Linked DNA regions of Homo sapiens: region 1 is linked to region 2. The links are chromatin contacts, found by Hi-C or POLR2A ChIA-PET in ENCODE. All regions are on one chromosome and are shown on one strand. The core of a region is the stretch at or near the end of the contact, and the rest is flanking DNA. Distances in the headings are between cores, read along the strand shown.

The links. A loop is a pair of places that touch in the nucleus more often than their neighbours do. ChIA-PET counts read pairs that join two places held with the same protein, here RNA polymerase II (POLR2A). Pooled maps may share reads with other maps.
Region 1: a pooled map shows a loop between it and region 2 (3-fold over the local background). The contact joins the promoter of LINC00428 here to the enhancer-like site in region 2. A Hi-C loop is called at or near these places in 6 of 50 pooled maps. POLR2A ChIA-PET finds 5 or more read pairs at or near these places in 3 of 52 experiments (WTC11, activated CD4-positive, alpha-beta T cell and activated T-cell).

What each region holds. Positions count from the first base shown.
Region 1 is chr13:42,868,658-42,874,744 of GRCh38, reverse strand. LINC00428 (long intergenic non-protein coding RNA 428) reads left to right here and starts at 2,001. Exons shown (of 5, transcript NR_126389.1): 1 at 2,001-2,187; 2 at 4,043-4,144. RefSeq lists enhancers at 1,306-2,094, 3,675-4,464.
Region 2 is chr13:42,351,860-42,357,452 of GRCh38, reverse strand. No RefSeq gene overlaps it. Among named protein-coding and RNA genes, the nearest start is that of LINC02341, 70 kb to the left of the region's middle. RefSeq lists enhancers at 3,037-3,126, 3,167-3,256. Within about 2 kb of position 2,957, at least 4 of the 41 ENCODE cell types and tissues checked have a DNase peak (open chromatin) inside an H3K27ac peak, as active enhancers do.

The sequences.
Region 1 (6,087 bases), core at 752-3,251, 520 kb before region 2:
CAAATTATTTCTTCAATGCTCAAATATTTCTAAAATTCTCCTTATGGCAGACAGCAAAGAGAGAAAAACACATGATACTGCCTTGTATTTAAAATCATATTTTTGCAAAAACTATAGTTTAGATATTTTAAGTGTATACATATATATCATATTTATAAATTCTTCGTGACTGCTACTATTTTGATTGGTAGATTATCACTACTTGTTTGAGTACAAGTATGAATCATGTTGCACATCTAATTCCCAGTACATTTCTGCTCCATAATTCTTTAGAAAAAACATGCTTTTACAATGACACTGTGCTATGCCAAAATTTGTACTTAATTATGACACAAAGATAACTTTAGTTTGAACTTTTAAAAACAATTTATGATAGCACTGATTCATTTAACTGGATTTACAATGACATCTCACTCTAGTAATATCAGATGTTTTTACCGTCAGCAAAATAAAATTCCAAATGTTTTACTTTGATACCATGAATTGGATGAAAATAAAAGGAATCATTGTTGAAAATAACTGTTTTCCAATATGAAGCATCTGACTCCATTTCTATAAAAGTGGCATCATTTAATTGTTTGAAACTTTTTTTTCTGCCATTGGATCCAGCACCTTACCATCTATCGCTTTGTAGGGGAGGAGACCAGCTTTTCCTCTCTCCATCTTAGGTTCATGGCTGAGGCCCCTATAACAAAAGACAGATGAACCAGAGAAAAGCTTACATGTTTATTTAACATGCATTTTACATGAAATGGGAGCTTTCATAAGGAAATAAATACCTGAAGAAACAGTTAAACCTGTGTATTTTTTAAACCTGTGTATTTTTATGCTGGGTTTGATGAAGAGAGGAGAGTCATAGAGAAATATAATAGGGTGAAAAGTATGACATGATGATTATAAACTGGGGAAACTCAGCAAGGCCAGTTTGTTCAGTTTCCCTTCTGTGACCTTTTGTTTTCAGGGATAAGGATGTTCCTTTCTTCCTGGCATAGAGAGGGCACATCTTACATGAGAGTCTATGACCTCTTTCAGGGGAAGGTCAGAAAATCTTTCCTAGGTTTTATGAACTGCATCAGGGAAGGAGGCTGGGGGAAAGTCAGAGACACTTTCCCGCTTCTGCTGTTTTCCTCAAATTTCTTCCGTTTAAAATATTCAATACGCCAAGGAACCATATTTTGGAGCAGCATGCCCTGAACCCCATCAGCTTCACTTTTTGTATGTGTACAACAGACACAGAGTGCAGATTTAGAGAGGCAGTCATTTGATCCAAATGAAAAGCCATGCTTCACAGGATACTTTCCTTGTCTGCACGTGTCAAGTCCTCATGTTCATGCACAGTATGTATCTCAAATGTACTCTCGAATGAGAGTAGATACTAATAGTTTAGCAGATTCGTGTTTTCTATTTTTCATGTGGTGAGTGATGTCATATAGCCCCCATGGTAAGTGTTGATAAACATTTTGGGATTTATAGGTTTGTCATTAACATTCTCATGAACAAAGTATTTGATTTTCCATTACACATTTCCTTTCACTTTTTGAGCCCATTAATGCCAAAACATTTTTTGCAAAGTTAAAACGTGTTACTGTCAGGCCTCTGAGCCCAAGCCAAGCCATCGCATCCCCCGTGACTTGCACGTATACGCCCAGATGGCCTGAAGTAACTGAAGAATCACAAAAGAAGTGAATATGCCTTGCCCCACCGTAACTGATGACATTCCACCACAAAAGAAGTGTAAATGGCTGGTCCTTGCCTTAACTGATGACATTACCTTGTGAAAGTCCTTTTCCTGGCTCATCCTGGCTCAAAAAGCACCCCCACTGAGCACCTTGCGACCCCCACTCCTACCCGCCAGAGAACAAACCCCCTTTGACTGTAATTTTCCTTTACCTACCCAAATCCTATAAAACGGCCCCACGCTTATTTCCCTTCGCTGACTCTCTTTTCGGACTCAGCCCACCTGCACCCAGGTGAAATAAACAGCTTTACTGCTCTCACACAAAGCCTGTTTGGTGGTCTCTTCACACGGACGCGCATGAAATTTGGTGCTGTGACTCGGATTGGGGGACCTCCCTTGGGAGATCAATCCCCTGTCCTCCTGTTCTTTGCTCCATGAGAAAGATCCACCTACGACCTCAGGTCCTCAGACCGACCAGCCCAAGAAACATCTCACCAATTTCAAATCCGGTAAGCGGCCTCTTTTTACTCTCTTCTCCAACCTCCCTCACTATCCCTCAACCTCTTTCTCCTTTCAATCGTGGCGCCACACTTCAATCTCTCCCTTCTCTTAATTTCAATTCCTTTCATTTTCTGGTAGAGACAAAAGAGACATGTTTTATCCGTGAACCCAAAACTCCGGCGCCGGTCACGGACTGGGAAGGCAGCCTTCCCTTGGTGTTTGATCATTGCAGGGACGCCTCTCTGAGTATACACTCACGTTTCAAGGGTGTCAGACCATGCAGGGACGCCTGCCTTGGTCCTTCACCCTTAGCGGCAAGTCCCGCTTTCCTGGGGCAGGGGCAAGTACCCCTCAACCCCTTCCCCTTCACCCTTAGCAGCAAGTGCTGCTTTCCTGGGGCAGGGGCAAGTACCCCTCAACCCCTTCTCCTTCACCCTTAGCGGCAAGTCCCGCTTTCCTAGGGGGCAAGAACCCCCCAATCGCTTATTTCCGCCGCACCCCAACCTCTTATCTCTGTGCCCCAATCACTTATTTCTGCACCCTGACCTCTTATCTCTGTGCCCCAATCCCTTATTTCCCTGCCCCAACCCCTTCTCTGCTTTCCTGGAGGGCAAGAACCCTCCGCCCCTTCTCCCTGTCTCTACTCTTTTCTCTGGGCTTGCCTCCTTCACTATGGGTAAGCTTCCACCTTCCATTCCTCCTTCTTCTCCCTTAGCCTGTGTTCTCAAAAACTTAAAACCTCTTCAACTCACATCTGACCTAAAACCTAAATGCCTTATTTTCTTCTGCAATGCTGCTTGACCCCAATACAAACTCGACAGTAGTTCCAAATAGCCAGAAAATGGCACTTTGAATTTTTCCATCCTGCAAAATTCAATAATTCTTGTCGTAAAATAGGCAAACAGTCTGAGGTGCCTGACGTCCAGGCATTCTTTTACACATCAGTCCCTTCCTAGTCTCTGTGACCAGTGCAACTCGTCCCAAATCTTCCTTCTTTCCCTCCCGCCTGTCCCCTCAGTACCAACCCCAAGTGTCGCTGAGTCTTTCTAATCTTCCTTTTCTGCAGACCCATCTGACCTCTCCCTTCCTCCCCAGGTTGTTCCTCGCCAGGCCGAGCTAGGTCCCAATTCTTCCTCAGCCTCTGCTCCTCCACCCTATAATCTTTTTATCGCCTCCCCTCCTCACACCTGGTCGGGCTTACAGTTTCGTTCCGTGACTAGCCCTCCCCCTCCTGCCCAGCAATTTACTCTTAAAAAGGTGGCTGGAGCTAAAGGCATAGTCAAGGTTAATGCTCCTTTTTCTTTATCCCAAATCAGAAGCGTTTAGGCTCTTTTTCATCAAATATAAAAATCCAGCCCAGTTCATGACTTGTTTGGCAGCAACCCCGAGACGCTTTACAGCCCTAGACCCTAAAAGGTCAAAAGGCCGTCTTATTCTCAAAATACATTTTATTACCCAATCTGCTCCAGACATTAAAACTCCAAAAATTAAATTCCGGCCCTCAAACCCCACAACAGGATTTAGTTAACCTCGCCTTCAAGGTGTACAATAATAGAAAAAAGTTGCAATTCCTTGCCTCCACTGTGAGACAAACCCCAGCCACATCTCCAGCACACAAGAACTTCCAAATGCCTGAACGGCAGCGGCCAGGCGTTCCTCCAGAACCTCCTCCCACAGGAGCTTGCTACATGTGCCGGGAATCTGGCCACTGGGCCAAGGAATGCCCGCAGCCTGGGATTCCTCCTAAGCCGTGTCCTATCTGTGTGGGACCCCACTGAAAATCGGACTGTTCTACTCACCTGGCAGCCACTCCCAGAGCCCCTGGAACTCTGGCCCAAGGCTCTCTGACTGACTCCTTCCCAGATCTTCTCGGCTTAGCGGCTGAAGACTGACACCGGCCGATCGCCTCGGAAGCCCCCTAGACCATCACGGATGCCGAGCTTCGGGTAACTCTAACAGTGGAAGGTAAGCCCGTCCCCTTCTTAATCAATACGGAGGCTACTCACTCCACATTACCCTCTTTTCAAGGCGTGTTTCCCTTGCCTCCATAACTGTTGTGGGTATTGACGGCCAGGCTTCTAAACCTCTTAAAACTCCCCAACTCTGGTGCCAACTTAGACAACACTCTTTTAAGCACTCCTTTTTAGTTATCCCCACCTGCCCAGTTCCCTTTTTAGGCTGAGACACTTTAACTAAATTATCTGCTTCCCTGACTATTCCTGGACTACAGCTGTATCTCATTGCAGCCCTTCTTCCCAATCCAAAGCCTCCTTTGCGTCCTCCTCTTGTATCCCCCCACCTTAACCCACAAGTATAAGATACCTCTACTCCCTCCTTGGCGACCGATCATGCACCCCTTACCATCTCATTAAAACCTAATTACCCTTACCCCACTCAACACCAATATCCCATCCCGCAGCACGCTTTAAAAAGATTAAAGCCTGTTATCACTCGCCTGCTACAGCATGGCCTTTTAAAGCCTATAAACTCTCCTTACAATTCCCCCATTTTACCTGTCCTAAAACCAGGCAAGCCTTACAAGTTAGTTCAGGATCTGCGCCTTATCAACCAAATTGTTTTGCCTATCCACCCCGTGGTGCCAAACCCATATACTCTCCTATCCTCGATACCTGCCTCTACAACCCATTATTCTGTTCTAGATCTCAAACATGCTTTCTTTACTATTCCTTTGCACCCTTCATCCCAGCCTTTCTTCGCTTTCACTTGGACTGACCCTGACACCCATCAGGCTCAGCAAATTACCTAGGCTGTACTGCCGCAAAGCTTCTCAGACAGCCCCCATTACTTCAATCAAGCCCAAATTTCTTCCTCATCTGTTACCTATCTCGGCATAATTCTCATAAAAACACGTGCTCTCCCTGCCAATCGTGTCCGACTGATCTCTCAAACCCAAGCACCTTCTACAAAACAACTCCTTTCCTTCCTAGGCATGGTTAGCGCGGTCAGAATTTTTACACAAGAGCCAGGACCACACCCTGTAGCCTTTCTGTCCAAACAACTTGACCTTACTGTTTTAGCCTAGCCCTCATGTCTGCGTGCAGCGGCTGCTGCTGCTTTAATACTTTTAGAGGCCCTCAAAATAAGTAGAGGCCTTTCCTACAGGGTCCGAGAAGGCCACCGCAGTCATTTCTTTCGTTCTGTCAGACATAATTCCTCAGTTTAGCCTTCCCACCTTAATACAGTCTGATAACAGATGAGCCTTTATTAGTCAAATCAGCCAAGCATTTTTTCAGGCTCTTAGTATTCAGTGAAACCTTTATATCCCTTATGGTCCTCCAAGAAAAGTAGAATGGACTAAAGGTCTTTTAAAAACACACCTCACCAAGCTCAGCCACCAACTTAAAAAGGACTGGACAATACTTTTACCACTTTCCCTTCTCAGAATTCAGGCCTGTCCTCGTAATGCTACAGGGTACAGCCCATTTAAGGTCCTGTATAGACACTCCTTTTTATTACGCCCCAGTCTCATTCCAGACACCAGACCAACTTAGACTGTGCCTCAAAAAAAACAAAAAAACTTGTCATCCCTACTATCTTCTGTCTACTCATACTCCTATTCACCGTTCTCAACTACTCATACATGCCCTGCTCTTGTTTACACTGCCAGTTTACACTGTTTTTCCAAGCCATCACAGCTGATATCTCCTGGTGCTATCCCCAAACTGCCACTCTTAACTCTTGAAGTAAATAAATAATCTTTGCTGGCAGGACTATGCCAAATCTCCTTAAACACTCTCTAATCAGACATCCTGAGTCGTCCCAATTCTTAGACCTTTTATACCTGTTTTTCTCCTTCTGTTATTCCATTTAGTTTTTCAATTCATACAAAACCGTATCCAGGCCATCACCAATCATTCTATACGACAAATGTTTCTTCTAACAACCCC
Region 2 (5,593 bases), core at 1,708-4,207:
GGATGGTCTCTAACTCCTGAGCTCAAGCGATCCTGCCACCTTGGCCTCCCAAAATGTTAGGATTACAGGCATAAGCCACCATGCCTGGCCTCAATCTGATATTCTAACTCACAAGCTTACTTTCAGCTGTATTCTTCTGAGTATTAATCACTTCACCACACTATTTATTTCTAAATTTCTCATACATATTTCCATTTTGTTCCTTTTTGCTTCTCAACTTGTTTCATATCACTAATATTGTCCCTTATCCCTCTGGGTATATTAATCATGCTCTAATGTTCAGTGACTGTTTTGAATGCTAAAGCTGTCCAATTTATTGTTTTTAAGGTAGTTATTATCTGGAAGCTCATTTTCCCTAGGAGTATTAGTTCCTGTTTTCTGGAAATGTGTTTTGGGGAAGAACCAAAAGCTAGACCCTGGTCTGTGTCACTGCAGGTGATTTTAAGGAAGAGGGGGATGAGCCCCAAGGTGGGGAGCCCCAGGCACCATGAAGCATTGTTGGCTACTCCCAGCAGCTGCATCCTCACCAAGGAACTACTCCAGCCAGAGTGGTTCATTTAAGTCCTAGAGAGGCACAAAGCTGGAAGGCCACAGTACCCCTCGTCCTAAGAGCCAGAAGAAGGCTGCAAGTCAGCAGATCCATCTGTACCTGTTTCCTCCATTCCTCAGTTCAGCATGACTTTTGTACCATTCTGAAGTTGCCCCAGAGCACTGGTACCAGGTGTGCCACTGTACAGCATCCTATTGCTGCTGTAACAAATTAACCACAAACTTTGTGGCTTAAAACATTTATTCTCTTACGGGTCTGGAGGTCAGAAATCCAAAATCAGTCTCACTGGGCTCAAGCCAAGGTGTTGGCAGGGCCAGTTCCTTCTGGAGGCTCCAGAGGAGAATCCATTTGCTTGCCTTTTTCGGCTACTAGTGGCCACATATATTCTTTGGCTTGTGGCCTCTTCCTCCATATTCATCACTCCCACCTAGGCAGCTGTGGCCACATCACCTTCTCCTCTGACTCACTCTTCTTATAAGAACTGCTATGATTACCTCAGGCCCACTCAGATCATCCAAGATAATCTCCCCATCTCAAGATCCTTAGAAAGATGACGTTTTCAGGAAGTGAACATATCTGGGAGCCATTATTCAGCCTATCACAGCCACCCAGGCTCATGTAGGCTGAGGAAACTTCGAGTATACAGACATGTCAGATGCACCTACTATGTGCAGAGTATTGGGCTGCGGGAGAGGAGTGGATGTTAGGAAGTACAAACGCAGCCTGTGAATATAAATGAGACTGTAGCTTCACCTATAAAGAGATGTATAGTACAGAAGCTGTACAAACGACAGACATGGAGATGAAGAGGATGTGGGGTGGATATAAAATTAACCAGATTCACAGTTGTCATGTTCCAACTCTACCCTGCAGCATGGCTGTGCCGAGAGGACCTTCCATTGCTGGAGCATAGGCGCTCTCTTGGGCTTGATATGGGGGTGTTCCTCTTGAACCATCAGTCTCCCTTCTTAGGCAGGTTCTGTGCTAGGCACTTGGGACTCAGAACTGGGGGAGGTGGTGTAAAGATGGATAAATCCCAGCCTATCCTTAGAGAGTTCAGCCTAGTGGGAGAGTCAGACACACAATGAATGGTGCAGGATGACACCATGTGCTACAGCGGGGTACTCACCAAGACCAAGACACCTGACCCCCCACCAGGCCAATACCAGTGAGAGCTTCACCAGTCCCCAGGTGAGGACGGAGACAAGGGCAGCCCTAGCTCAGAGGACCACAACTGCAGAAGGGCTTGAAGGAGCATGAGACATCCTGGAAGCAGCCGGCACTTGGCAGCTTTAATGCCTCTCTCCTCCTGAGCTCTTAGGAACAGATGCCATCAAAGACCTCCCCTTCCCTCCCCCTCAAACCTTCCTTCTTTCTCTCCTTTCTTCTTTCCCATTTCCCCAGTGGAGGGATGAGGAAGGAGACCTCACAGGCCATTACAGTACCATGTTCCCCGCCTCAACTTAAGTCTTTACCTGGCCACAAACTGAATGACAAGGGCTTGGTGAGAGAGAGGGGAAAATCAGCTGCAGTGATGGCAGCCCTCCAGAGGCCTCCTGATCACTGTTTCATCTCCGGAAACTTTTATCTCACACTCTTACAGCACCTGCCTTCAAAGGCCTAAAAGCCTCACAGATACTCTCCCACCCCTTGAACGTAGGCAGGGCTCAGCTCTCAGATCTTCACTTCACAGATAAGAAAGGGAAGCCAGCAGGATCTCAGCACTCCTGTGCAGGTCTCTCGGAGAGCTGCAGAGTGCTCAGGCTCAGAAACACCCCTGACTCTGGACACTGGATCCTTGGGGAAGATAGAGCACACAAAGCCACAGCTCTGTCATTACAGGACAGACTCTGAAAATAATGATTCTCCAAATTGCCTTGGTCCATGACCTTTTTTACACCCTCATCCTGTTGCTAGAAGGGAAAAAAGACTAAAAAAGCACCATCTCCTTGAATCTTCCTCCATGGTATTTATTTCCACTGCCTCACAGAGGAGAATGCATTAAAATTACCACAGCAATGGAAAATGAGAAACGACTATTGTTTGATACAAATTGGACCAGATATCTTAGACCATTACTAATGTGTCTCCTTCATAAACACTGAGTCAGGAAATCCACAAAGACCAAACTGACATCATAGTTCCTTTCTGGCTAATAATGACTCCTTAACTAGACAGAAGTGAACAGCACCCAACTGTGGTGCTAAGCCTCTGTATGCATTTCTCCCTAGGAGGAAATTGGGAGACTGCCCACGTGGGCTCTGCCCACAGAGCCTCAGCCCTGCGATTGCTACTACATGTACTGCAGAAGGTTGGAGCAAACATCTGCTGCTCCCTGCACTGATCTTATGAGCAGTACTCACTGCAGAGGTTGTGCTGATGCTGAGAAGGCTGCCCTCAGTCTGTGCATGCATGTAGTGCATCAGACGACCAGGTTTCAGGGTCCACGTGGATTACCATAAACAATGCAGTCAAGTTAGAGCAGTGGCAGTAGGTTGGCTTTGATTCAAGCCCAGTTCAGAAGCACAGATAGAAAGGAGAGGCCTCTGGCAAATCAGTCTCCCAAGGTGGACTGACTGGTGGCATTCAGAAAGCCATCATCACCAAGTCATTATGGTAGTTGTATTCACAATTTCCGTGGCTTGCTTGAATGAATTATATTTGCTCCATGAGTAACACAGAATACACTGCCATGTTTTCACCCCAGATGTGTAATTAAATCATCCTATTCTCTCAGTCATCTACTTCCTATGCTTAAAAACAAAAAGGTGGTTGTACTTTATAAGATCAGCTTGGGGCTTTCCAAGGAGTCTATAATTTTAAAGCATTTAATCCTTACAAATTCGCAGTATCCAAGGAAATCCCTGAACCAGATAATGTGAGAATCTCTACGAACACCGATGCTCTTGGAAGCATATTTTCCAAATATAAAAGAACAAATTCAATGATGTTCAGGCTATCAGTCTTTAATAAATTTAAAAATAAAGGATTTGAATGAAAACTAATCCGTAATTTCTGTGAGGGCCCAGGAACCATTCCTAGCTTCTTCAATTCCCTTGCATCTCTTAACATACTTAACACAACAGGTGCAAAGTAAATGTTGCTGCTATGCATTAATTCATTCATTCAAAAATATTTTTTGAGTGCTTATTATAAGCCAGGCACTTTTAGGCACTAGATATATAACAGGGAGCAAAACAGACAAAAAAAATCCCCACCTTGTAGGTTTTATATTTTAAAACTTTCCAAGTCATCATCAGCAGGACAAAGATAAAAAGCAATAAAGTCACTGAGATTCCTGAATAGACTTTTCTCAAAAGAAGACATAAAGACATACAAATGGCCAATAGGTATATGAAAAAATGCTAAATATTACTAATCATAAGGCAAATGCAAATCAAAACCACAATGAGCTATCACCTTGCATCTGTTGGAATGGCTAGTATTCAAAAGACAAAAGATAACAGATGCTGGTGAGAATGTGGAGAAAAGAGAATCCTTAAACATTGTTGGTGGGAGTGTAAATGAGGACAGCCACTATGAAAAACAATGTGGAGATTCCTTAAGAAACTGAAAATAGAACTACCATATTATCCAGCAATCCCCTTTCTGGGTATATTTCCAAAGGAAATAAAATCATCATGTCAAAGAGTTATCTATACTCCCACGTTCACTGCAGCATTATTCACAATAGCCAAGACATGGAATCAACCTTCATCAATGAATAAATAGATAAAGAAAACATGCTATATACAAAAGTCTAAAAGCGTAGACCTTGAGTTCTGAAAGAAGCTTAGAAGCCTTGGGGAAGGGGGATATTTTTACTTTTCACTTTATTTCCTCCTATGTTGTTTGGGTATTTTTTTTCAATGAGCATATTTTACTATCGTAATAAAAAATATATTTTAAATGTATATACCTCAAAAAAAAGGAAATGTACTATATATACACAACAGAATACTATTCAGTTTTAAGAAAGAAGGAAATCCTGTCATTCACAATAATATGGCTGAACCTAGAGGACATTATGTTAAGTGAAATAAGCCTGGTACAGGAAGACAAATACTATGTGAGTGCACTTACATGTGAAATCTAAAAAGGTTGAACTCATAGAAGTAGAGAGTAGAATGCTAGTTACCAGAGACTGGAGAGGTTGGGGCTAGGGGTAGATGGTGGTCAAAGGATACAACATATAAGCAGACAGGAGGGATAAGTTCAACAGTCTGTTGTACAACATGGATACTATAGTTAACAACAATGTACTGCATTTTTGAAAATTGCTAAGAGTAGATTTTAAGTATTCTCATCACAAAATTAAGTATGTGAGATAATGATTATATTAATTACCTGGTTTGAGCCATTCCACAATGTATACATATTTCAAAACATCATGTTGTGGCCGGGCGCAGTGGCTCACACCTGTAATCTCAACACTTTGGGAGGGCAAGGTGGGCGGATCACCTGAGGTCAGGAGTTCAAGACCAGCCTGGCCAACATGGTGAAAACCCATCTTTACTAAAAATACAAAAAAATTAGCCAGACGTGGTGGCAGGTGCCTATAATAATAACAGCTACTTGGGAGGGTGAGGCAGGAGAATAGCTTGAAGCTGGAAGGCAGAGGTTGCAGTGAGCTGAGATTGCACCACTGCTCCCCAGCCTGGGCAATAAGAGCAAGACTCCGTCAAAAAAAAAAAAAATCTGTGTTCACAATAAATATATACAATTTTTATTTGTCAATTAAAAATAAATAATAATGGAGAAAATGTCACTGAGATCACAGACCCTGTGCCTTCTTTGTCACCACAACTGAACCCTAGGAATGGGAGGGTGGGGAGGATGGATGAAATGGAACTTAACAGGAGGCAATTGATTTTCTGGGGCCTGGATTTATTGCAGTAATTAACAGGGCTGCTGTAAAATAGGTTATTTATCCTACTGCCTAATCAAGAATCTCTAAATAATTTCTTTTTCTCTTCCTAGTGCAAATGTAAATTTTTAAAAATCTTATTTCAAATAATGCACAGTAGCTTTGCTAGTTGTATG